3 separate regions of the Homo sapiens genome follow, and regions 2 and 3 are each linked to region 1. Evidence: chromatin loops called from intact Hi-C (ENCODE). Cell type or tissue: Panc1. All regions are shown on one strand.

Region 1 (8,000 bases):
ATCAGCTTCATTAGTTACAAAGGCAGCAATCCATATCCAATTTTCATTTTGTAGCAGGATTGTTAATGTATAAACTACACTCTTTGCTGAAAACATTTGCAATTAATCCTATAAACAAACAAACAAACAAGCAAATGCAAATGTTACACTGCCTGCCCCTGCCAACCCCACTGACTCTGAGGTCTGGTCACCATTTATTATACTCAAAAATGAATTGAAATTCCCACTTTGGCCCTAACCTAATTTTCAAGTGATAATAGGCATGGATTCCCAGAAGCACTCTGTGCCTCTTGATAGTAACGTCCTAATTTCCTTTCCCGATAAATGTTTTAAGTAAGATTTTAGCACCAAAGGAAATTAAACTTTAAATTAATCGTAATTATAAAATGCCATCACTGATTTTTGTCTTCAGCCTAATTACTTTCTATTATTTAAACAAACCGCACCTCCTGTGAGCTTTAAGTTTGTTTCTCTTTCACTCCCTGCCACACAACGCCAACCAGTCATAGCGGAGGCCTCCGTGAGTATCTTCTGCCAGAGCAGCCTCATTTAAATGTCACACAGGATTGAGGGTTTGCCTCCAGCTCACTTATTTCCAAGGCTCTCTTTCAGTAGCTAGGTGTAGGCTGCTTTGCTCAGATGTTTTCATTCCGCAAACCTGGTGGCCATCCTTAGAGATCTAGTGTTTCTTAGCCCTCCTGCTGTTAAGAAGGAGACCTCTGAACACAGCCTTCTGTTTCTATGAGATGCCACTTCTAAAACTAAAGCAGAACCGGGCATAAGGAAGTGGGCACCGGCCAGCATCATTCGTCAAGAGACTAACTTTGAATGTCATCTTCTCAGCATGTCTCTGATTTGGAGGGCTTTTAAAGAGACTTCATTTTCCTGTGCCAGCGTTTTGTCTTGCTCTCATTTGTTGTTTGGAGATGGGACTAAAGAATCCCAGTGATTTTATTTTGTGAGTGTGTATGTCAACATTCTGCTGCAAAAATCACCCCACTTTTCTGCTACTTGAATGCTTTCTTTCTCATGCCATTATCCATGAGAAGGTAGAGAGAGATGGTGAGGTAGCTAGTCCAGGACACCCACTGCTGGTAGGCTGTGGGGGTCTGCACCACTGGAAGAAGCAGAGTCAGCAAAATCAAGGTTTTTGTTTATTCATTTCTGTAAATGTCACTACTTTCTCCTCCTTCAAGTCACATGGTTTCTTTCTTATTAAGGCTATTAAAACAACATCAGTATTCTTCATCTGCTGGATAACTTCAACTTACCCTGCCAGAAATATTCTTTGCATAAAAAATACCTCTTTTGTTACACCCCAGTTAAAGGCCCTCCTTTGCTTATCTGAATAGTGTTACCTCTATATTGTGTTGTAGAAACAAAGCTCTGATTGTTCTTAATTAACAGAGGAGAGAGAATGAATCAGCTTCTTTCCCCTCATATTCTTGACTTGGAAATATCAGATTTATTTAACGATGAACATAGTATGTGTGTGTGTGTATGTGTATGAGTGAAAAGCAATATAGAATAATGGAGGCGATATTATTAGAAAAGAAAGAAAATAAGAAGTGAATGTTGAAGAATCAGACTCAGTTTTGACCTGAACATCCAAATTTAAAAATATAGCTTATGTGTTTTCTGTTAGATGATCACAAGAGGGAGCAATTTAATAGAAGGCTGAAAAACAAACCATTGCTCACCAATCTGGGGAGATTATGTGAAAATTATTACATGTAACACTGTTGGAGAATGCTGTGGTCACTAATAGGAACTTGAATTTGATTGACAGGAGGAAAATTCGCATGTAGCATCTGTCTCAGGTGTTGATCACTTAGTTTTATACATGGCAGCATGTCTTTCTTACTCTTGTTTAGAAAATGACAGGTGCTTTATTCAAATTACTTATTCATTTACTCTGAATACATTGAATTCTGAGGAGATGTCATATTTCCTTGGCAGTTTCCATAAAGGTCAAGGAATGTTTGTGGAGATCCAATTGATTCATTCATTTATTTTGCAAATACTTCCTGAGTCCTCTTCTAGGTTGGGGATTTGGTAGATGCTAAGGATACAGCAGGGAACAAGACAGGGGTGGATCTTGATGGTGTCTCCTACTATTCTTCCATCCTGAGTGAATCAGTGTGTACTGTATTTGAATGTCGGAAGGTCATGAATGAGCTAGTGGCTTTGGGCAAGTCATTTAATCTTTCTGGGCCTATAAAATTAAAGTGCTGAAATAGAGCAGTAGGCAGGTTTCCATCATTTTTAACCCAGTACAACTCATAGTTCAAAACAAATCATAAGCAGAACAAATCGATATTAAATTAAATAAATGCAGTAACTTCTGTGCTTTGGGCAGAGGGGGGAATGGGAAGGAAAGGTGAAAGATGACACCTTTTTCACCTTGGCCCCACTAGGATTCTGTAGGCATAGTGAGAGATTAGTGGCGTGCAAAGCCTGGGTCTTCAGGCTTTGTGATCCTGTTCAGAGATAACAAAATAAATACCAAGTTTTGGTTTAGTGGGAAACTGGCAGATATGGACAAAATTTTTTCAGTCAGTCACCATCAAATTCATAAGACAAATGTTATAAAGAGAAGATAAATTAGTAAGATACTAAGATTATGTTACATTTTACTTGATTGCTTCAGTATGATGCCAGATAAGTAAAATAAACATATTCTTCTCACAATTCTCCCTGTCAACCTGGCACCCAAGAACTTGGCACCTTTTCTGAACTTCTAATTGTCTCCTCTTAGATTATGTTTGAAGAGTGATTTATAAACGTGAAAGAAAGCTCAGACTACCAAACAGAATGTATGATATGGCCCTAACAATCAGATGGGAGGAATGCAGTTAGATGATAGATAGATAGATAGATAGATAGATAGATAGATAGATAGATAATAGATAGATAAGAAGAAAGGAAGAAAAGAAGAGGGGAGGAAGGAAGGAAGGAAGGAAGGTAAGAAGGCAGGCAGGCAGGCAGGCACATAATATACCAAAATTTGAACTGAGTATCAGAACTCAGAATTATGGGGTTATTTTAATTTTCCTTTTTTTATTTATCTGTATTGTCTATGCTTTCTGCATTCCTTTATAGACAGGAAGAAACAAATATTTTTTTCAAGGGGAAATAGTTTTCCCTGCTCCCATGTCTACCCTCCCCCATGGTTGAGAGTACGCGATTGTGCTCAAAGAACTGCATTCAAATCCAATGATCCTGACAAACTGGAGAAATGATAAAAACATACAGAATGGAATTCAATACACAGAAGTGTAGGCCAGCAGGCTTTAGAAGAAAAATCAAACAAAAATAACAGAAAATTATTAGCCCCAGAGAAGTGAATAATTTCCTGTGGTTTTCTTTTCAAATGAAAGATTCAATAAATTGATTGTGACTTTTATCCCAAGGCCAGTTGATTTTGAGGAATTCAGGACAGGTTTTGATGCATTTGTGCTTGGTTGGTGTAAATGTGCATGTGTCTAACTCCAAGTTTAAGCATCTTGAATTCATTTTTCTGCATTGATTTCAAAATAAGTCCCTTAGGATATTATTTTTTAAATGATATTCCATGTCTCTCTCCAGATGATTTCATCATTAAACAACATTTGCAAATACATTGAATCTCTTTTAGCAAAGAAAATGACTACTTAGTAAAATGAACCCATTTGCTAGAGGACCAACATTTAGTTTTAGTTTAACTATTAAGCCAGTGATTTACAAGAATACATAATAAAAATTGAGAAGTAATAAAAATTGAGAAGTCATGATGATTTTTTTTTTTTTTTTTTTTTTTGCTAACATGGATTAGCAATATTTTCTGTGGCTGCATGGCTTCCTTTTAATTGCCACATCGAACAGTGCTAATAAAGCACTGAGGACAGTTCCTGATTCTATCACTGTGAGTGGACATCCAACTGCAGTGGGGAAAAACCGAGGATGAAGTGAGACAGAAGAGCCACATTTATAATAAAAGGCACACCCGACCAGGAATCTCCAAACATTTTCTTTCTTTACAGAATAGTGTAAAAGAGAACAAGTAGAGGGGAATAGAAGACGGGAGGCCATAAGGAAAGCTCTGCATGGCTGGTGACAGATGAGACAGCAGAGAGCCCTGCCACAAAGACAGCACAGCGAGATGCCTGCTTTCCTGGAGAAAGCCTTTTCTCCCAAGATGTATCACTGCCTTTTCATGAACAAATATATGAAAGTATGTTGTTAAGGTGGCCCACTCAAATAGGGTTCTAAGGTCAAGCCACATCCTCTAGAGCAGGGACCTCAGCTTTTATCCTGGTGAGAAGCTACTCATCTAGAGGCAGATCACACCACAGCAGGAGATCTTGAGCGGGAATTCCTGCCTGGTGGCAGTGAGTATGGAGCTGGCCTGGCAGCAATACAGCCCTGAAGCCTCTTACCCACAGGCATCTGATGGGCCAGTGAGCTGCATCTATCCTCAATCTGTGCCCCACAGATATTTTCAAGTGTCCAGGACACACGTGGAGTGTGTGTGCGTGTGTGTGTATTTGGATGTGGACTGAATTGTGATCCCCCTCAAATTCATATGTTGAAGGCCTAACTCCTAATATGCCTGACTATATTTGGAAATTGGCCCTTTGAAGAGGTAATGAAGGTTAAATGGGGTCATAAGGATAGGGCCCTAATCCAACAGAAAGTGCCGTCTACAAGGCAAAGACAGAGGCCTCAGGATAAACCAAACCTGAGGTTTCTAACACCTAGATTTTGGAGAGCAAATTTCTGTTGTTTAAGCCACTATGTCTGTGGTATGTTTTTATGGCATCCCTAGCTAACTAATTCATGGGGGAAGGAGTGTCACATCTAATTTGGGATCTCTGCTCTGAGGGTTGCTGTCATCCCCTGGTAGGTACAGCAGATGGCAGTGGCACCCTGTGAGTCTGCACAACCAGCTGGCCTGCCAAACTGTGGCTCTGGCTTAGATAACTAAAGGGTCAGAGATGTAAACTTCAAGGTCCAGATTTTTTTCAATGGAAAAAAACAGAAACCCTTGCAATATAGTGTCTGCTATGATGTAAATGTTAGTGTCCCTCCCCAATTCATATTTTGAAACATAATCACCAATGTAATGGTGTAAGGAGGTAGGGCCTGTAGGAGGTGGTTATGTCATGACAGTGGAGCCCTCAGAAATGGGATTAGTGACCTTCTAAAAGAGGCCCCGGAAGGCTGCCTTGCCTCTTTTCCACATGTGAGGCTACAGCAAGAAGGTATCACCTATGAGCAAGGAAACCAGCCCTCACTAGAAGCCATATCTGCCGGTACCTTGATGGACTTTCCAGCCCCCAAAACTGTGAGAAATAAATTTCTGTCATTTATAAGCCACCTTACTTATAATATGTTGCTATAGTACCCCAAAGGAACTAAAACAGTATCTCTATAAATATCAATCAAACTGGGCCCTAGAAGAGTAATGAGATACTGCTTAAAAGGATACATAAGGGAAAAAAGTTCTCAGGCATTTGATGTTCATGAGCCTAACTCTCTGTTTCAATGATGATTTATTGGTATTTCATTGGGTCTAGGCTTGAGTCTTTGCTCATTGAGCTCAAACCCTCTCCATTGCTTCCTGGAGGTTTCTGCCTCTTTCCTCTGAAGTTTCCTGGATACACCTGTTGCTGTGAAGCTGAGGTATCAGAACTGAGCACATAACTGATCAGCTTCATGTTGACTTAAAGAACATTTTGTCCAGTTGCCATCATTGGGCCCTTATCTCCACAGCCATTCTAAGCACAAGCTACAGAGCCAAAACTGTCCGCTGTTCCTCATAAGGCTCTTAGTAATGGAAACTTAACCAATTTGGCAAGCAGGTAGCTAGCACCTACTCCTGCCACTATGTTTCACTGCAAATAATGATGCATTATTGCAAATCCACAGTGGGCAAAAATAGGCACATAGAGACCCTCTCAGTGTTTACATGTACATTAAATCCCTCCCATGTTTCAGGGTTTGCTTGAGAGTGGTTTTATTTTAACCTTTCACCCAACTTTTTAAGGATCAGGATAATTTTTTGTAATATAATTACCAAAATGATACAGAAATGTCAAACCTTTTTTACTCTATGGATCGGAAGTCATATGTCCAGGCATCGTCTGAGGATAAACATCAGGAAAGTGATTACATACAGAGAATATCAACCCAAAGCATTGTAACCAAAAGATACTCATAACTGTCTAGGTGTGAATGACTACAAGTAAATGAACCTAACTGAAAGTCACCAAAGACAACTGGACAGACAGCGAGCCCAAATGAACATCTCCTCCCACCTGTTTACTAGTCCCATGAACATCTGAGGCAAGCGTCAGTCTACTTGTGTATAAAAATTTAGAAGGGTTCATATTTTGCGCACTGAGCAATAAGACTAACATGATAAAACGTGTCTTTGAGAAGTCTGCTTGTGTTTTGGATTAATAAAGGCAGATGTGGTGTGTGGTCAAGATACACATAAAAACATATATGTTATTTTTTGGAGTCTTTCAGGGGAAAAAGGCTTATTAGATGATTGAGAGATAACTTGATCTTTCAACAGATATTGGTGACTTTGAATCGCCTTGAATTTACATTGCTTTGGCCAAAACTTGATTTAGGGCAGAATTCCCTTAGAAGAATTCTCCAGAATATCAAGTGCTTTTTTCTGGAGGTGTCCAGGTCGGAGAGGGGCAGGGGTTGATGGAAAACAGGAGTCTTGTGTTCAAATATTTTGGGAGACTTGCATTAACCATACTTTTAATTTCTATAAATTGATGCTTTAACATCTACAAAATGACCACTAGCTGTTTCCAAGTAAGCCCTGGCTCATCCCCAAAAAGCATGTGGAGATTTTAGATAGCTCTAAACCTATGCATTAATAGTCACAGTGAACATGAATTTCATGGGGCGCAACTTTGCAACATAGCTAACCTATCCTAATAAGCCTTCCTACCCTGCCTCATCCATTTCTTCTTGTAGGATTTGAACTAAAGGTTCCACTCTCTCTCTGCCTCATGGCTGACCCCACTCCTTCCCATGTGGGGCATGTGGTATTCTCCCCGGGGAACTGTGGATATAATCAAGCCTTAGAACTCTTTCTGGTTTTTCTCTTTGATCTGTATCTGGCCTCAAGGTAATGTGATTAAAACAAAACTGTGGGTTAGAAAACAAAAAAAAGGACATACTTTTTTCTGGCAGTACTCTCAGAAATGTTAATATATAAATGTGCATTCTAAATTTTCAGTGTCAAACTTACTTGGCTTTGGAATCTTTTTTTTTTTTTTTTTGAGCAGTATGTCTTGTGGAACTAGCATTTCTGAGATTTCCTTTGAGAGGTGCTATTCTGCTAAAATACTGATTATGCATGTAGGAGACATGGTATGTCAGTAAGTATTGTCTGAAGATAAAAATGCACTGGTATCATTGTGAAATGAAATCAAACAACATAGCCCAGAGAAAGCCCAACTTCCATATGAAAATCAACTGGGGACTTCCCCTTCATCAGGGATTTGGCACACAGACACTGAATGGTAATATCTCAATGAACTTACATAGTTTGTTTGGTCCACACATTTTAAAATCCGTATATATTTTGCCTTTCCTAATCTTTGAATAAATCTTTTCTGTATAAGACAAGTGCTTACTGGATGTCTTCTCTTGTATAGGCGCTAGGTACCTCAAACTCAACCTGTGCAAACTGAACTAGTGATCTTATTCCCATTTTTCTTCGCAAGTGGCAATTCCATCTACCCATTCACTTGCATCAGATACCCAGTAATCTAACAGTCTCCTCTTTTTCCCTTATCACAGTACCCACCATTGCCCACTAATCATGTCATTTCGGCATGTCTCATGGCACATCTATCCTCTCTATCTCCAATACTGATCCTTGTCCAGATTCACATTATCTCATGTCTCACTTTCATGGTGTCTTAACTAGTTCTCTTTTCCCTAATCTTTCCCCCTCTTGAGTCTCTTCTTTATAATGATGCTAATGT
Region 2 (8,000 bases), 1.0 Mb after region 1:
AACATATTGGAATATTCAAAGTTAGGAATGAATGCGATCTGAATCAATCAAGTTTTTAAATTGTCTTTAGCTGTTTTGACTTAAAGGATTGCAGAGAAAGTAGATAAGGCTCAATTGTAGTGGTTCAGACATGAAATAATTGTTTGTTTAGAGCTGTCCTTATAGAGAAGGAATGGTCAGATTTGAGAAGTCCAGGGAGCTAGAGCCAACAGGACTTATTTACAAATGGCATATAGAAAGTGAGTAGGGTAACAATTCTAGGGATTAAGAATAACTCCTAGGTTTTTATCCTGATCACCTGAGTCATCAGGGGTACACTTTCCAGAAATGGGGAAGATTTTTGGAGGAGCAAGTTGTGCTTTATCTTCTACAAATGGTCTGTTTGTTTCCATAAGTTGGTAGTGTCTTTTAGACAACCAAGTTTAGATATCAAATAAGGAGCTTGATATATATGTGTATAGATAGCAGGGAAAAAGTCAGGGCTGGAGATTTTATTTCCTGTTTTTTGCTGCCATGAGTTAGAGAATAGCTGGAAACTAATGAGATTAATTATATAAAACATTGCTGCGCATGGACATATATTATTTGTTCAGCATTATCCTAAGCACTAAACAACTCCCATCTAATTTAATCATCTCAATACCACTGTATTATAGATGGAGTAACTGAGACTTAAAGAGAGTAATAATTTGCCCAAAGGCACACGGTACGTGATAAACTAGACTTTGAATTAATGTCTGTGTGATTCTAAAGTCCATGCTTACTGGGCTAAAAATCAAGGGTGTAGAAGGCACCTTGAATATCCAGCCTCTTAGAACAAGAGACTGGGCTTCATTTGTTACCTTAATTAGCTGTGTGACTTTTGTATACCCTGTATAATCAACAAGAAAATCTGTGGAATTCAAAGGACCTGTGTGCTTGATTTCAAAGCCGCAAAGAAAGGAATAGTTTGTAATTTGAATAGTCAAGTTCTGGAGGAGAAGGACCCCTCAAAATAATAGACAGATAATTATCAAGGGCTTCAAACGTAGTGTTAATAGCTTTCATCAGATTATCATGGGAGTTTGGCCATCAATCCCAGTGTATTCAAAGCAAAGTTATTTCATGCCTATTATCCTAGGTTAATTATTAATAATGCCCCACTTTAACTCTCAAGAGGATTTCATTTTTGATAAATTATATGGTCACTCAATATTTAGAAGTCTTAGACCCAAAAGGTTATAAATACCCGGTAGATACAAATACTCACAAATCCTACATGTTTCCTCTTTTAAAGAGGAGAAACCAAGGCCCCTGAGGTAACAAGAGCACAACTATCACACAGGGGTCCTTCTGCTTACTCCTCATTTCCATCTCTTGGAGTTCAACCCATGCCTCGAAGCTCAGTTTTGAATTTGTTCATTCATTTATTCACTAAACTTTCTCACATTGGTGTATGTATACCACCTACATAATGAAAGAAATCATAGGGATAGAAAATACCTCTGTTGGAAAATCATTTGCTTATTTCTCCTACCTGCAATGAATAGACATGCATATGTATCAAAACAGGCAATTTCAGACCTACATACCCAGCATCTACACACAAATACATGCACACACAGGCACACAAACAGACTTACATACGCCAGTCTTAATACTCAATAGTTTCTGAAGACTCTAAGTTTGCTATCTCATAATGTTTTTAATTGGCTGTCAACAGTTTAGCAATAATTTCTCAGACTAATGAAAAAAATATCCATGAAGATGGCTGTTCCTTGTGATTTCAGGTTCTATGTTGAGTCTCTCATTTATGACACTGGTTGGATGGGTGAAAAATGTTGCTCTTCATAAGAGTATATTTGTTACCAAAAGGGGAAAAGAATAAGTTGTTTTCCAAATCAAAAAAGATTTATTACATGTTATTGTTCACTCTATATTCAGTAATATTCTAAACATTATAAGAAACTCAAAATAGTAGTCAAAGATGGTGTTCATATAATTTTTAACTTTAAGAAGTGTCAATCAGTCTTCCAAGTATTTATATGCAGTCAAATGCCCTGAAATTAAAAACATATGTTCCATTCAATGAAAATTTAATGTTTAGAGCTTATAAATAGAAACAGGCTTGAACCGAGCCTTATGGAGGACTAGCAAGGGATAAGAATCTCAACATTTCATAATTTACAATAACCAGAAGTGGAAAAGTCAGTGACTGAAGTAAGCCTTGGAATTAAGCAGCCAGAATGAACTCACTAGGTTAGAAACTTTAACAAAATCTGAAGTTAGTATATTTTTTTCATTACTTATCTCTGGTCCCATAGAAGAGACAATCAGAAGACATAATCCTAGCTTAATAAGGGTTTAACAAAAGTAGCTTTTCAAAGTTAATTAGCCTACTAATCATAAAAAGAGAAATGAATAGGGGGGCAGCCTCTCTAACTTTGAAAACATTCTGAAGAACCACTAGCCTTTAGTCTCATTATTCTATTTAACATGGCTATCACTTTTATCTCAGAAGATACTAATATTAAAATGTTGGACGATATTCTTATTCATAAATTTTTTTTTCTTTAGATAATCTAACCTTCATGAAGATCCCATCTGTCATGTTTCCACTAAATGAAGTTGGCAAGTTTGTTGTTTAAAAAATCCTTAAAAATAATTATATGTCCAATATTCAATAGAAATATTTATGATAAGAATGCAATCATCTTACTGAGGCTATCACAATATTTATTCTTTTCTCATTAATGTTGGAAAGTATATGGAATAAAAGACACTTTCCCAGTAGAGCTTAAGAGGGCAGCTGAGAAAACAGAGTTGGAAAGAGATGTTAGAAAATTTGGCCAGAAATGTAAAATAGTGACTAAGTGTAGGAAAAAATTCAATAATCATTTCCTATGACTTTCCATATGTTGTATGATAAAATAACATGTTTTATGTGATTTACCAAATATCTTTAAGAAATACTGACATAGCAAAGAGTATAAGGGACATCTTCTTCCACATATGCTATAATTTTATTTCATATATTTCCTCTCAAAGTCTTAATACACAAGTGATCCAGTGTGACCTCAATACAAATAAATCATATAGGAGCTGGTACAGACATGATGTACATGCACACCTGCAAACTCATCCACTCAAGAAAGATCCATTAAACTTCTACCATTTGTCAGGAATGTACTAGGTGCTGAGGTGCAATGTCTGGGTGACACTCATATGGAAGTGTTAACTAGGCAGATTGGATATGCTAGTCTGGAGCTGAAAAGGAACTGGGGCTGCCGATATAAATTAGGTAGTCATCAGCATACAGATGGTATTTTTAAAAATAAAAATGAATAAGGTCACTTGGGGGGATAGAGATGAAGACTGGGTTCAAGAGAGAACTAAGGAATGCCAATATTTAGGGGTTGAGTATCTAAGAGAAACAGCTTAAAAAGCTTGAAATTAAAAAAAAAAAAAAATAGAAGAGGATGGCCTTATAGAAGGCAGAAGAAGAGAAAATTTCAAGAAAAAGGGAGTGGTCAGTTCTATTCAATGTTATTGAGAGATCCAGTAAAAAGAAGACCAAGCAGTGTCCATTGGACTTAATATAGAGGTTGTTAGTGACTTTGACGAAACCAGTTTTGGTGGCACGGTGGGAGCACAAGACAAGACCATACACACACACAGACAGACAGACCGACAGACAGACAGACACAGACACACAGACAGACCGACAGACAGACAGACACACACACACACACACACACACACACACACACACAATTATAATGTCCTCTGGTTCATAAACACTATATCCAGGATATTCCATTGTTTGGAAAGCCTAGTATTTATTTGTCCATTGTTTAATTTAATAACTCCGAAGTGCCTTAATTCAAAAGGGACCTCTGGCTGTGAGAAGTAGCAGTTTATGCCAGCAACTCTTATTTTTCCACAGTGTCCTGACCCCATGGATTTAAAATAAAGCTATCTAAATGTAAATAATTTATTTCTTATATTGCTAAAGATATTCCATGATAATTGACTAGATATAAGACTATGAAACTTAGCATGCTTCTTAGCATCACCAGTGAAACCCCAGATGCAGTGTAGGCAAATGTAGTCACAGCTACTTGAGAGACTGAGGCATGAGGATCACTTGAGCCCAAGAGTTCAAGTCCAGCCTGGAAACATAGGAAGCCCCCTGTCTCCCCAAAAATATAGATTAAATTAAATTAAACCACCAGTGAAGCCTGAATGATTCAGTCTCACATGTGGATAATTTCAGAATTACTCTAAGGACAAAGTTATCTTTTGTATACATTATTAGATTTTTTTTTCCTGTAATTGAAATAGTTTAAAAATTTTAATTCTGGATTTATTAAAAGCAATTGCTGATTTAGCCATAAAATACATCCTAAAATGTTAAAGGAGTGTATCTAGGTTAAATGAATTCTTAATTCCTCAAGTATGCCCGATGGAATACCTTGTCTCCACTCCTCCACATACATGTTACATATTCATCGCATGGATCGTAAGACAACTCAACCAGGAGAATCAAGATTTATGCTTATAACTATATTATAGTTATAATTCATGCATGAACAACAGTGACCTCATGTGGCTAATGCTTTATGCCTGAAACTATTAAACTAAGAACAACAAAAAAATGTCTATGCTATACATCAAGACATGTCAGAGTAAATGATTGGAGCTGCCTGTGCCACACAACATACTTTCTTTTTTAAGGTGACTGCTCAAATCTGTGTATGTTTGTAAGGTTAGATTGGTCAAAGGTTAACATTATGGAATAAGATATCTGAGGGCCAAGTATCAAATCTTACCTCCTTGTATTACCCAAAGCATTCAGTGCTACTCTTTGCTCATTGAAGAAACTCTCCAAGTGCTTTTTGAATTCTGTCTCATCTTCCCTGCCCAAGTTAAAAAATAAATGCCTAAATGGAAATGTAAGAACAGATTACAGTGGTGCTTCATTATCCACCTGTTTCTGACTTCAGGATTTGGCTGTTTTTCTCTTCAGTCTGAATAGTTCCCTTAACCAGTCTGAGCTGTAACATTCTGGACTTTCGCACAAGCATTTGTTTAAAACTATTTTACTACATCATTAGCTAGAATAACAACAGTTTTAAACACACATTCAAGCCTCTATATTTGTAGGTTCCACATCTGTGGATTCAACCAACCACAGATCAAGAAATATTCAGAAAAAAGGATGGTTATGTCTGGACTGAACATGTACAGACTTTTTTCCTTGTAATTATTCTCTAAGTAACCCAGTATAACAGCTATTTGCATAGCATTTACATCCTATTAGGCATTTGGAATAATCTAGAGATGACTTAAAGAATATGAGAGGATGTGCATAGATTATATGTAAATATTACACCATTTTATATGACGGACTTGAGCATCTCTGAATTTGGGTAACTGTGGGAGAAGGAGGGTCCTGGAACCAGTCCCCCACAGATACGGAGGGACTACTGTGTTACAGAGTATTGAAAATAAAATAACTTCCAGCTCTCTTTTCTTTAAAATCAAGGGTGGTGTCCTTTATCATTAATTTCAAAGCAGTGCTGCAGTTAGATCACAGGTAAGGACCTAACTTCACTAGTAAGACCTTAGCTAGAGAATGAACAATTAAGGATAAATAGGTTACCTCGGATCTTCGAGGTAACATGATATTTAGTAGATGACAACTGCTGCTTGCAGTCTTCTGTCAGAATTATGCTGTAAACTCTAGCTCAGCAGTAAAAAACATGATTCTGGAGTCAGAAAACCTAGTTTGTAATCCTGACTTCAACATTTATCTGTCCTTGGTTTAGTCACTGTCTTCTCTTAGAGAACCCATCTTCGAAATGGGAGAGGGTAACAGAATCTAGCTCATGGAGGTATCATGAGGATTAAATAAGAAAATACTATGTAAACCATTTCACAAGTTTGTGCCACATAGTAAGAGCTTAGTGTTCCAAGCTTAATGATTTTTAATGAATCTGTTATTCTTTATTTTTACTTCTCATCTATATTTCTGCTTTCTTAATTTTAATTAAGACATATGTATAGTTCATTATTTTCTCCATCTTTTCTTCTACTAAAAAGAAAGCTAACACTTTATCAGTTTCTTTACTGTTTTCCTTTGTTCTCTCCCTAGTCCAGGGAAGCACCAGTTAAGTAGTATAGGTGATCCTTGCAAATATATTATACATACCTACTTGTTCTGTGGGAAATGTGTTTTGAAAATATCAGCAATGACGAAATTCCCTAGTCCAAAATCCCAGTTATTTAGAAAAGCTTCTTGTCATAATTAGGTACAAGTTTGATATCGTATTTATTTGCTACATACATAGAGGATTACATAGCAAAACAAACAAACAATCTGTGAGGCATAATACTTAATGCCCTTATCTAATTCTTTTCTTGATACTTAAAATATAAGAAATAATAAAATCCAAATATGTAAAGTACTCTAAAATAAAAAGACATAACAATAAAAATATACCTACATAAAATTTTGAACATTTTATTTCTATGCCTGATAGAAAGTTTAAGTTTAGTTCACTATTTTAAGAATCACAGAATAATTTTTATTCATGTATTCAACAAATGTGTATTAACTTCTTATATGCTAGGTACTGGTTTTGGCACAATAATTCTATAGTAAACAGAATACACAAAATCTGTTCTTTTATAGATTTTACATTCTAGAAGTGAGAAACAAAAAACAAATAAGAAATAAGAAACAAAGGAAGGAGGAAAATAAATAAATGTACGTAAGTGGCAATAAACATTAGCAAGAGAAATAAATTAGGATAAGGAAGATAAAAAGTGATGGAGTGTTATTTTACATAAGGGGCTGGGAAAGGCAGGTCTTATAAATGAACATTTAAAAAGGCTTCAAAAGTTTTAAGGGAAAACATTTCAGACAGAGCTGCAGCAGCTGTAAAGAGCCTTCAGTGGAAGCGGACTTGCCGTGTGCAAAAAATTCCACAGCTAGAGCAGAGTGAATGAGGAGGGGAGTGTTTGGAGATGAGCTCAGAGAAACAGTAAGACACCAAGTCACGTAAGGCCTGATCCAAATACAAAAAAAACCATTTAAGAATTGATCTGAAAAGGAACATGATCTGGCTCATATTGTAAAAGGCTCACTCTGGCTTTGGCATGCGTAATGGACTGCAAAGGGAAAGAAAGAGATGCGATCAATTAGGAAGTTTTACAACAATCCAGACAAGAAGTGATGGTGATTTGGCCAGGATGTTAATGGTCAATGTGGGGAAACAGATTCATATATCAGATAGGATTCAAAGTAAGAATTGAAATAAATTTGTAATGGATTAGATGTGGAATGTGAAAGAAAAGAGGGTTCAAGGATAACTCAAAGATTTTTCAGCAACTGGAAAAAAAAGATGCTTTTTGTGCAGATGGGATAGACTTACGGAAAAGGAGAGGTTTTTTCCCCCCGAGAAGGTGGAAACAGAGAGGAAAGGAATTAAGAGTTGTGTTTTGAATATTTAGAATTTGAGGTGTCTTTTAAATATTCAGATGGAAATATTGAATAGGCAATTGGATGTTTAAGGTTGAAATTTAGGGGAGAATTGCCAAAAAAATTTTTTTTTAATGTGTGAATTAACAGATTAGTGATGATGTTTAAATTCTTGCATTTGGAGATCATCTGGGAATAAAGAAGAGATAGAAAAGAGTTTTGAGAGAAGAGCCCTGGTCTTTGCAATGATTAGAGGTCAGGTATATGAGGAGGAGTAGACAAATGAGAGTGGTAAGGAATGAACAGTAACTAGGAGACTAGGGAAGAGTTTCACAGACAACAAGTGAAAAATGTTTTCAAGAAGGGAAGTGATTGTTAGATAATGTGGATAGGTTGACTAAAATGAGTACAAATAAGAGGACATGGACTCAGGACTCACCTCCTATGGAGAATCAGGGGGCTGCCACACCAAAGAAGTTTTTAGGAGTTCAGTAGTCTGGGAGATTCTGAGATGTCACTTTCAAAGGAAAAAAAA
Region 3 (8,000 bases), 460 kb after region 1:
TTTAAATTACTAATTGTTTAATATCTGTCATTTTAGTTTTCATACCAAATATTCTTCACTATGACTTTTTGACAAATTTTAACACTATAAATGAATACTGCTGTATTTGGCCCAGAAAAGTGAGTGGAGAGCATCACTTTTAGCTATGTTCTTAGATTTTTATGACCATTTTGACCACTTCGAAGGCATCTGTGATTCTTATTAACTGATGTATCCTGGGATAGCTAAAAGTGTTGAGTCCTTTCCCCTTGTGATAAGTAATTAATTTTAAACAGAAGCATTATTAACCATATATTTAATTATAGTTTTTCTACTGTGCTTCATGAAAAAATTCATAGCACTCATAGACAATGATACTATGCGTAAGGTACACCAATGTAAACAAAAAAGATAGCTTGCAGCAGCTGAAAGTGACTAACCCAAGGACTCTAGCCACCCCTTGTTCCTCATGAGGAGCTCAACATCCCAGCACATCTGTAAACTATTACCTGTGAGACTATTGGGAAGTGTTTTGCTCAGAAAAACATATATAGTACACAATTTCTTTTCAAAAAGATAGGCTTGCTAATGTATCAAAAATAGTCTGTCTGCTCAACCTGCTCAACAGGGTAACTAGAGTTCCCCAGGAGTCTGTATATTCTATAGTCACCTATAGGGAGCTTCTGAATATCATGTGGCTGATCCAATTAATTGCTCAGCAATTTTAGATAATGTGGACAAATCAAGGAGGCAGTGATCACTCGGTTTGCATTTCTCTTACAGAATTCTAAACTAGGTGCTTAAGTTTATTTATTGTTGTTTTTTTATTTGGTTTGGTTTTTTGAGACAGGGTCTCACTCCCTTACCCAGGCTGGAGTGCAGTGGAGCAATCTCGGCTCAATGCACCCTCCAACTCCTAGGCTAGAGTGGTCCTCTTACCTCAGCCTGTTGAGCAGCTGGGACTACAGGTGTGTACAGCCATGCCTGGCTAATTATTATTATTATTTTGTAGTTTCGTAGAGACAGGGTCTTGCCATCTTATCCAGGCTGGTCTCGCACTCCTAAGCTCAAGGGATCTGCCCATCTTGGCCTCCCAATGTGATGGGATTACAGGCGTGAGCCACCACACCCAGCGAGTATTTTTTTGTATTGCAAATGCTCATTTGGAGAGTGAAGTTTCAAATTTAAATAAATTTATTGATGGTACATCATAAATGATTAATATGAATTAAAGCTTTGCAGCTTTGTATTTTCCCCCATTTTAGAAGCACATATATTTTTAAGATCTAACAGCTCTCCAGTGACTATCAACAAAAGCAGGGTTCCAATCTATTAGTATCATAATTACTTTGGTAAGATTCATTAAAAAATGAAAAACAGGCCAGGTGCTGTGGCTCACTCCTGTAATCCCAGCACTTTGGGAGGCCGAGGCAGGTGGATCACAATGTCAGAAGATCGAGACCATCCTGGCCAACATGGTGAAACCCTGTCTCTATTAAAATACAAAAAATTAGCCGGGTGTGGGGTGCATGCCTGTAGTCCCAGCTACTTGGGAGGCTGAAGCAGGGGAATTGCTTGAACCCAGGAGGCAGAGGTTGCAGTAAGCCAAGATCTAGCCACTGCACTCCAGCCTAGTGACAGAGCAAGACTCCGTCTCAAAAAAAAAACAAACAAAAAAAAACAAACTATTTCAGTTAGAAGTACTTTTGGCTACACATAAGAAAATACTAAATTACACGTGGTTTAAATACTATGTTTAAAAAAATTTCTCATATATAAAGTCTGGAAATGGGCTACTGTTGACAAAATGGCTCAATGCTATCAGAGCTCTAGATCTATACTTCTGGGATTTTCTTTCAAATCCCCACAAAGTAACACATTAGACACATAGAAAGGCACTAGGCAGGAGAAAAAAGCTCCTTTCCTTGTATAACACTCTGTTCTTCCAGGAAGGAAAACTCTTCCTAGAGAGGCACACATGAGATTTCTTACATCTCATTAGCTGAAATTTGTAACAAGCCTACCCCAAATTAAACCACTGGCAAAAAAGTTTGGGATGATTATGGCTGCTTAATCAATTGTAATGCATCCCTTGGAACTGCACGATGATTTGACCTGCCTGAGAGCTTTGCTGTTCCTCTAAACTCCTGGAGCAAATTAGGATTCTGTTAACAGAAGAATAGAGGTATCTGCCACTACAACCTATATACAGCTTTTCTGTTTCATTTTGCTTTTCTGTTTCATTTTGCTTTTCTTTAATATGTAAAAGTGAATTATTGGTATTTTATATTTTTATGAGTCTCTTGTTTTCTAGAGAAACACCCAACCCTTTGCTTCAGTAAGATGATACAAATTCAACTAAATAGAGAATTAATTTAGCAATCATAGTTTTCCCTAAGTAAATATTAGATTTTAGATCTTAGTCTATGAGGAATGGCATGAAAAACAGAAAGATAAGACAAAGAAGCAAACAAAAAAATAGATAAAGTGTGTTCCAACCAATCAGCAAGTTTCAACTTAACCAGTAAAGAGGAAAAATACATGTAATATTAGATGTCTCATTGGAAATATCATACATCTGTGTTTTGAGAAAGACGAAAAAATATTGTAGAGAATGTTAAGAATATTAGAATAAGGAAATCAGGAACTTTTAAAGACCCAAAAATAGAAAGTTAATAATATTTTCAAAATTTATATAATTATCATTTACTAAGGTATGGTAGATGTGTGGTAGTTGTAAATTTTTTTGAATAAGCATAGTCTACTATTCTTCCCTTTTAGAGTTGGAAAAATAAGTGGTTTCCTCTCATCAGAGATGCTTTAATCTCATTTCAGCTGTCCTATCCCCCAGCCTTCATTTCAAATTCAAAGCAATTCTAAGAATCATGTAAACAGCTTCTAAAATATGTAAATTATCTTAATTGGGAAATATGAGACATCAATCAGTAGAACCTTAAAAAGATCTGTTCATTGTGTTTGGTTTAAAAGTATCCAAATACAGATACAGGTCAATCAATCTCTCTCTATATATAAAATCTTGTTTTAGGCAAACACATTAAGAAATCCTCATTCCTTTTGAGTCTTTTGTATGGTATTAGATTATAAGTGTAGGCTGAGTCATAACATTTTTCTAAACATTTTAAATTGCTACAATACAACTTCCCAATTTGCTTTTATATAAAAAAGATTTCTATCTAAATTTTTACTGGGTGCATATTTTTTTTCTGCCTACACAAGTGACAGGATAGGCATTTACCAATATTTCGTGTGATACCTGTCTTCTAAATACCTGTCTTGGTTGGATACCGTCAAGAGCAAAAGCTCACTCTTTCTATATCTAGTGAATTTTCAGTGAAACCACCTTTGCAAAAATCATAACAGTGAGAAAGTTATGACAGTGAAAAAGATCTGACCTAACTGACTCCATCTTGCTTCTAACTTCCAAGCTGTTCATTCCTGAGCGTGGGCTCAACTAACTTTGGGAGGAACTCATTTTACAGTTTAACTTTGAAATAAAGATGACAATAGCCCTTTTCCAAAACAAACCCCCTTCTTGCCTAGGGACCAGACTGCCTTTGTAAAATTAACAAATTAGCCACAAATTAGAAGTTCTGGCGAGGAGTCATGCAGCTAGATGCCGCAAGATCACTAATCTCCCAAATTGCTCTAATAGATAACATTAGTATTATAAAACCTAAGATTCATGTTTGAAGTATTTTTCAGACTCTGCACTGGTTGGATCAGCTGGTGCCACCCAGATCTATAAACTGGCTTATCTGGTCTTCTAGTGCCCCCCACCAGGAACCGACTGACTCAGTGCAAATGACAGCTACAGCCTGACCAATCAGTAGTCTGCACTCCCTGGCCCCCTACCCACCAAATTATCTTTCTTTAAGAAACCTTAGTCTCCAAATTTTCGAAGGGACTGATTTGAGTAATAACAAAACTCCAGTCTTGTGTTCAGCCAGCATTGCATGAATTAAACTCTCTATTCTCCTGTCCGGATAAATCGACTCTGTCTGGGGAGCAGGCAAGGAGAACCCTTTGGATGTTACCTATCACATGTATACATTATATTATACATTGAACATTACATTAGTATACTGGTATTTTGGGCTCAAGGGTTCTGGTACACTGAGAAGTGCAGAGAAATAAAATCTCCTGAAGAGAGAACCATGTGCTCAAATCTAAATATTGATTCAGTGTTACAGAGAAATACTTAAAATCATCGAGACTTTTAATTAATGAAATATCTGTATTTAAATGCATACCACATAAGACGGAAACATGGATAGCAGGAAAGCTTGCTCTCAGAAGAGCTAAAGTAAATTATCATGGAATATAAAAACTTTTTTTTAAAATGGTCAATTTAAAATAAAAAACTGTTAAAAGTACTTGCTTTAACAAAAAGCATAATTCAGTTTTAAGTTATGCATATTTTGGCTATGACTTTGTAATCTGAATATGGTCATAGTATCCAATAAAATATCCTTTTGATTTCATTTCTAGCTTTTAAGGACAAAAAGGATAAAGGTATAGGCTTACCTTCTGAATTAAAGCCTTAGTTCTTAAGTGCAAGCTTTGAACTACAAATAAAATACCAACAAAGTGTGTTCTTGAAAATCTGCTTGGCATTTTTCTTAAGTTTATTTTATTTATTTATGTATTTATTTATTTATTTATTTATTTAGAGACTGAGTCTCACTCTGTCACCTAGGCCGGAGTGCAGTGGTGTGATCTCAGCTCACTGCAACCTCCGCCTCCCAGGTTCAAGTGATTCTTCTGCCTCAGCCTCCTGAGTAGCTGGGATTACCAGCACCCACCACCACGCCCAGCTAATTTTTGTATTTTTAGTAGAGATTGGTTTTCATCATGTTGGCCAGGCTGGTCTCCAACTCCTGACCTCAGGTGATCCCCCCGCTTTGGCTTCCCAGTTTGTGATTACAGGCATGAGACACTGCACCCAGCCTAAGTTCATTTATTTTTTATTCCCTATTTTAAGTGTGGTAGGCAGAATGATGGCCCCTAGAACTGTGAGATAGTAAATGGTTGTTAATTTAAGCCTCTGGGTTTGTGGTACTTTGTTATTTAGCAACAGGAAATGAATATGTTAATATTGAGGTTTTTGATTAAAAAGAAAAGATTTATTAGTGTCAAGTAATTTGCCACGAGGGCCAAGTGCTATACATATATTCTATATTGAGTGGACTGGATTTAATAGAATCTTTCACACTGACTTTTGGTATATGCATTTTCTTTTGAATCCTGAGACATTTAAATATATTAATTTTTCTAGGCAGATTTCTAGAATTCAATTGTTAATAATATTTATTTAAATTAGTTATTTAATAGGAAGACATATATAGAAGTTTGGAGACCTGAGTTTAAGTCTTAACTCCATTGTGAACCTACCTGTATAATCTGAAATCTACTGATATTTCTAGTTCTATCTACTTTTGAAACTAACATTCCTGGATGAGTGCAAAGGGATTTTATTGTTATTTTTTTCTGGAGAAGTATACTTTTCTCATATAACAAGTCTTAGCTGCAGTGCCCATGGGCAAGTCCAACAGTGGTGATAGCAACAAACAGAATGTCTCATTCCTTATGTCAGCCACTTAGACAGTCAATCATTTTTATTGGAAATAATGATTGTAGAGTGACATCAAACAAAAGTATCAGCACTGGGATTACTTTTTGTATCATTATACAAGAATTCTTTAATAAAGGGTGTAGTTATAATTTCTTAACGAATATATCATGAGAAAAAAAAATAAGGCCCTCTAATGGCCATCAAGTAGACACATTATTTGCAAGACTTATGCTACTTGATCAAATGTGTTGATCAAATTCAGTAGATAGGGTGTCAGTAGATAGGGCCTTAGAGGATATGTTAAAATAATGCCAAAAATGTACAAATTTAAATAAACATTTAGTACTAAAATACTCTTTGAATTAGAGTGTCGTGTGTAGTAATCATTCCAAAAGATGAAAGAAGGCCAAGTAAGAGTGCTCTGCAAGCACCAACAATGGATAGTTATGTTTCACTATCCATGAAGAATATATACACTCTCTCTCTTTCTCTTTCTCTCTCTCTCTCTCTGTGTGTGTGTGTGTGTGTATATACACACACACACATATATATGCATGAACTTGAGAAAAATGCCAAGTGGATTTTCAAGAACATACTTCGTTGACAGGTATTTTATTTGCAGTTCAAAGTTTGCACTTAAAAACTAAGGCCTTGATTCAGAAGGTAAGCCTATATCCTTATCCATTTTGTCTTTAAAACTATATATATTAGCTTCTTCCAATCTTTAGATTGTTTAGTTTTTTAAATCACCCTAGGGCCAAATTTACTAATTCACAGCTTAAACATATGATTCAATGCTGAAAAGTTTAAAAACTATCTTCCTCTGAAAAATGTTTTCTCCTACTCAAGGGTAAAATTGAGTTTTGTCTAAATCAGCATAAAAATCAAGTTTTATCATTTGGCTCCAGAAATAACCATTGTATCTTTATCAAATTCATAATTCTATGCACAGGTATTTAGAATACTCTACTAATGAGGTCATGGTTTTGGATTGAATTTCTATGTATGAGGCTTCTTAGTGTTTTTCCTGCTCTTTGTCTATAGAACGTAAGTCTCAGCAGAGACACATCTTGCAAATGCAGGGCCACAAGGTGTTACAAGGTAAGCAAATGTGAGGAATGATGAAAATTCAGCCAAACAACTTGTAAAATCCTGAGCCCTATTTATTATTGGTACTTTAATAGTGTCATCTTCACAGGGAAATGATTTTTTTTTTTTTTTTTTTTTTGAGACGGAGTCTCGCTCTGTCACCCAGGCTGGAGTGCAGTGGCATGATCTTGGCTCACTGCAAGGTCTGCCTCGCAGGTTCACGCCATTCTCCTGCCTCGGCCTCCCGTGTAGTTGGGACTACAGGCATCCGCCACCACGCCCAGCTAGTTTTTTTTTTTTTTTTTTTTTTTTTTTTTTTTTTGTATATTTAGTAGAGACAGGGTTTCACCGTGTTAGCCAGGATGGTCTCGATCTCCTGACCTCGTGATACGCCTGCCTCATCCTCCCAAAGTGCTGGGATTATAGGCGTGAGCCACTGTGCCCGGCCGATTTTTGTTTTACAGTAGATCCTAACTCTAAATTGAAAAAAAGTATCATCAGTTTATTTCAGTACAAACTTATCTTTCCTATAAAACTTTGGGGTGCCAAATATGTACTTGAAAGAAGCATAATTCAATTAACGCATTCTAGAACTCAGATTGTAGTAGATGCTGTAGGGCAGCGGTCCCAACCTTTTTGGCACCAGGGACCAATTTCGTGGAAGATAATTTTTCCATGGACAGATGGGTGTGGGGATGGTTTCGGGATGAAACTGTTCCGCCTCAGATCATCAGCCATTACTTAGATTCTCATAAGGAGCACGCAACCTAGATCTCTTGCATGCACAATTCACAATAGGGTTGGCGCTCCTGTGAGAATCTAATGCTACTGCTGATCTGACAGGAGGCAGAGCTCAGGAACTCAGGCAGTAATGTTCTCTTGCCTGCCGTTCACCTGTTGCTGTGTGGCCCAATTTCTAACAAGCCACAGACCAGTACCAGTCCATAGCCCCGGGGTTGGGGACCTCTACTGTAAGGGAACATCCCATGTGTTCCTTTAGGACTGAGATGCTAATTATTCCTCCAGCTGCTGGAAATATTATTTGTTGACAGCTCACAGTCAAGTTCTTGCTCAGGAATTACCCTTAGCCAAAGTAAGGTGTCTCATGGTTATGCACTCCTTCAGGTGCAGCCTTCATGTCATGACTGGTTGATGTGGAGGTACAAGGCTACCAGGTCCTTGTCTCAATTCTGGACATTCATGAAAGACTAGCCCAGCTTCAGTGCTCTACATGGGATCAGCTTCTATTGCTACTGAATTGCAGCAAATCTTTTCCTTCTGACCAGTCATGCTTCTCTCATTCCATTACAATTGTTCCTGGAAACACACTCTAATAAAT

What was found. Hi-C counts contacts between places; a loop is a spot of excess contacts. Peaks named below come from ENCODE experiments on the same cell type or tissue, not always from the same donor. Only the 100,000 strongest peaks of a DNase experiment are listed, where the experiment ranks them.
Region 2: a loop joins it to region 1, with 4 times the contacts of the local background. A loop is called at or near these places in 19 of 110 quality-filtered maps.
Region 3: it touches region 1 in a loop (2.1-fold over the local background); 3 of 110 quality-filtered maps call a loop at or near these places.

What each region holds. Positions count from the first base shown.
Region 1 is chr6:124,792,969-124,800,968 of GRCh38, reverse strand. All of the region lies in intron 5 of NKAIN2 (sodium/potassium transporting ATPase interacting 2), which reads right to left. Among named protein-coding and RNA genes, the nearest start is that of RNF217, 170 kb to the left of the region's middle. In Panc1, CTCF peaks have their summits at 1,658 (motif pointing right) and 4,897 (motif pointing right); a DNase peak (open chromatin) is centred at 4,920; H3K27ac peaks cover 6,204 bases.
Region 2 is chr6:123,774,347-123,782,346 of GRCh38, reverse strand. No RefSeq gene overlaps it. Among named protein-coding and RNA genes, the nearest start is that of NKAIN2, 26 kb to the left of the region's middle. In Panc1, CTCF peaks have their summits at 4,388 and 4,601 (motif pointing left); a DNase peak (open chromatin) is centred at 4,666; H3K27ac peaks cover 4,361 bases.
Region 3 is chr6:124,330,329-124,338,328 of GRCh38, reverse strand. All of the region lies in intron 2 of NKAIN2 (sodium/potassium transporting ATPase interacting 2), which reads right to left. Among named protein-coding and RNA genes, the nearest start is that of NKAIN2, 530 kb to the right of the region's middle. In Panc1, a CTCF peak has its summit at 3,774; no DNase peak of the experiment used is centred here; H3K27ac peaks cover 1,716 bases.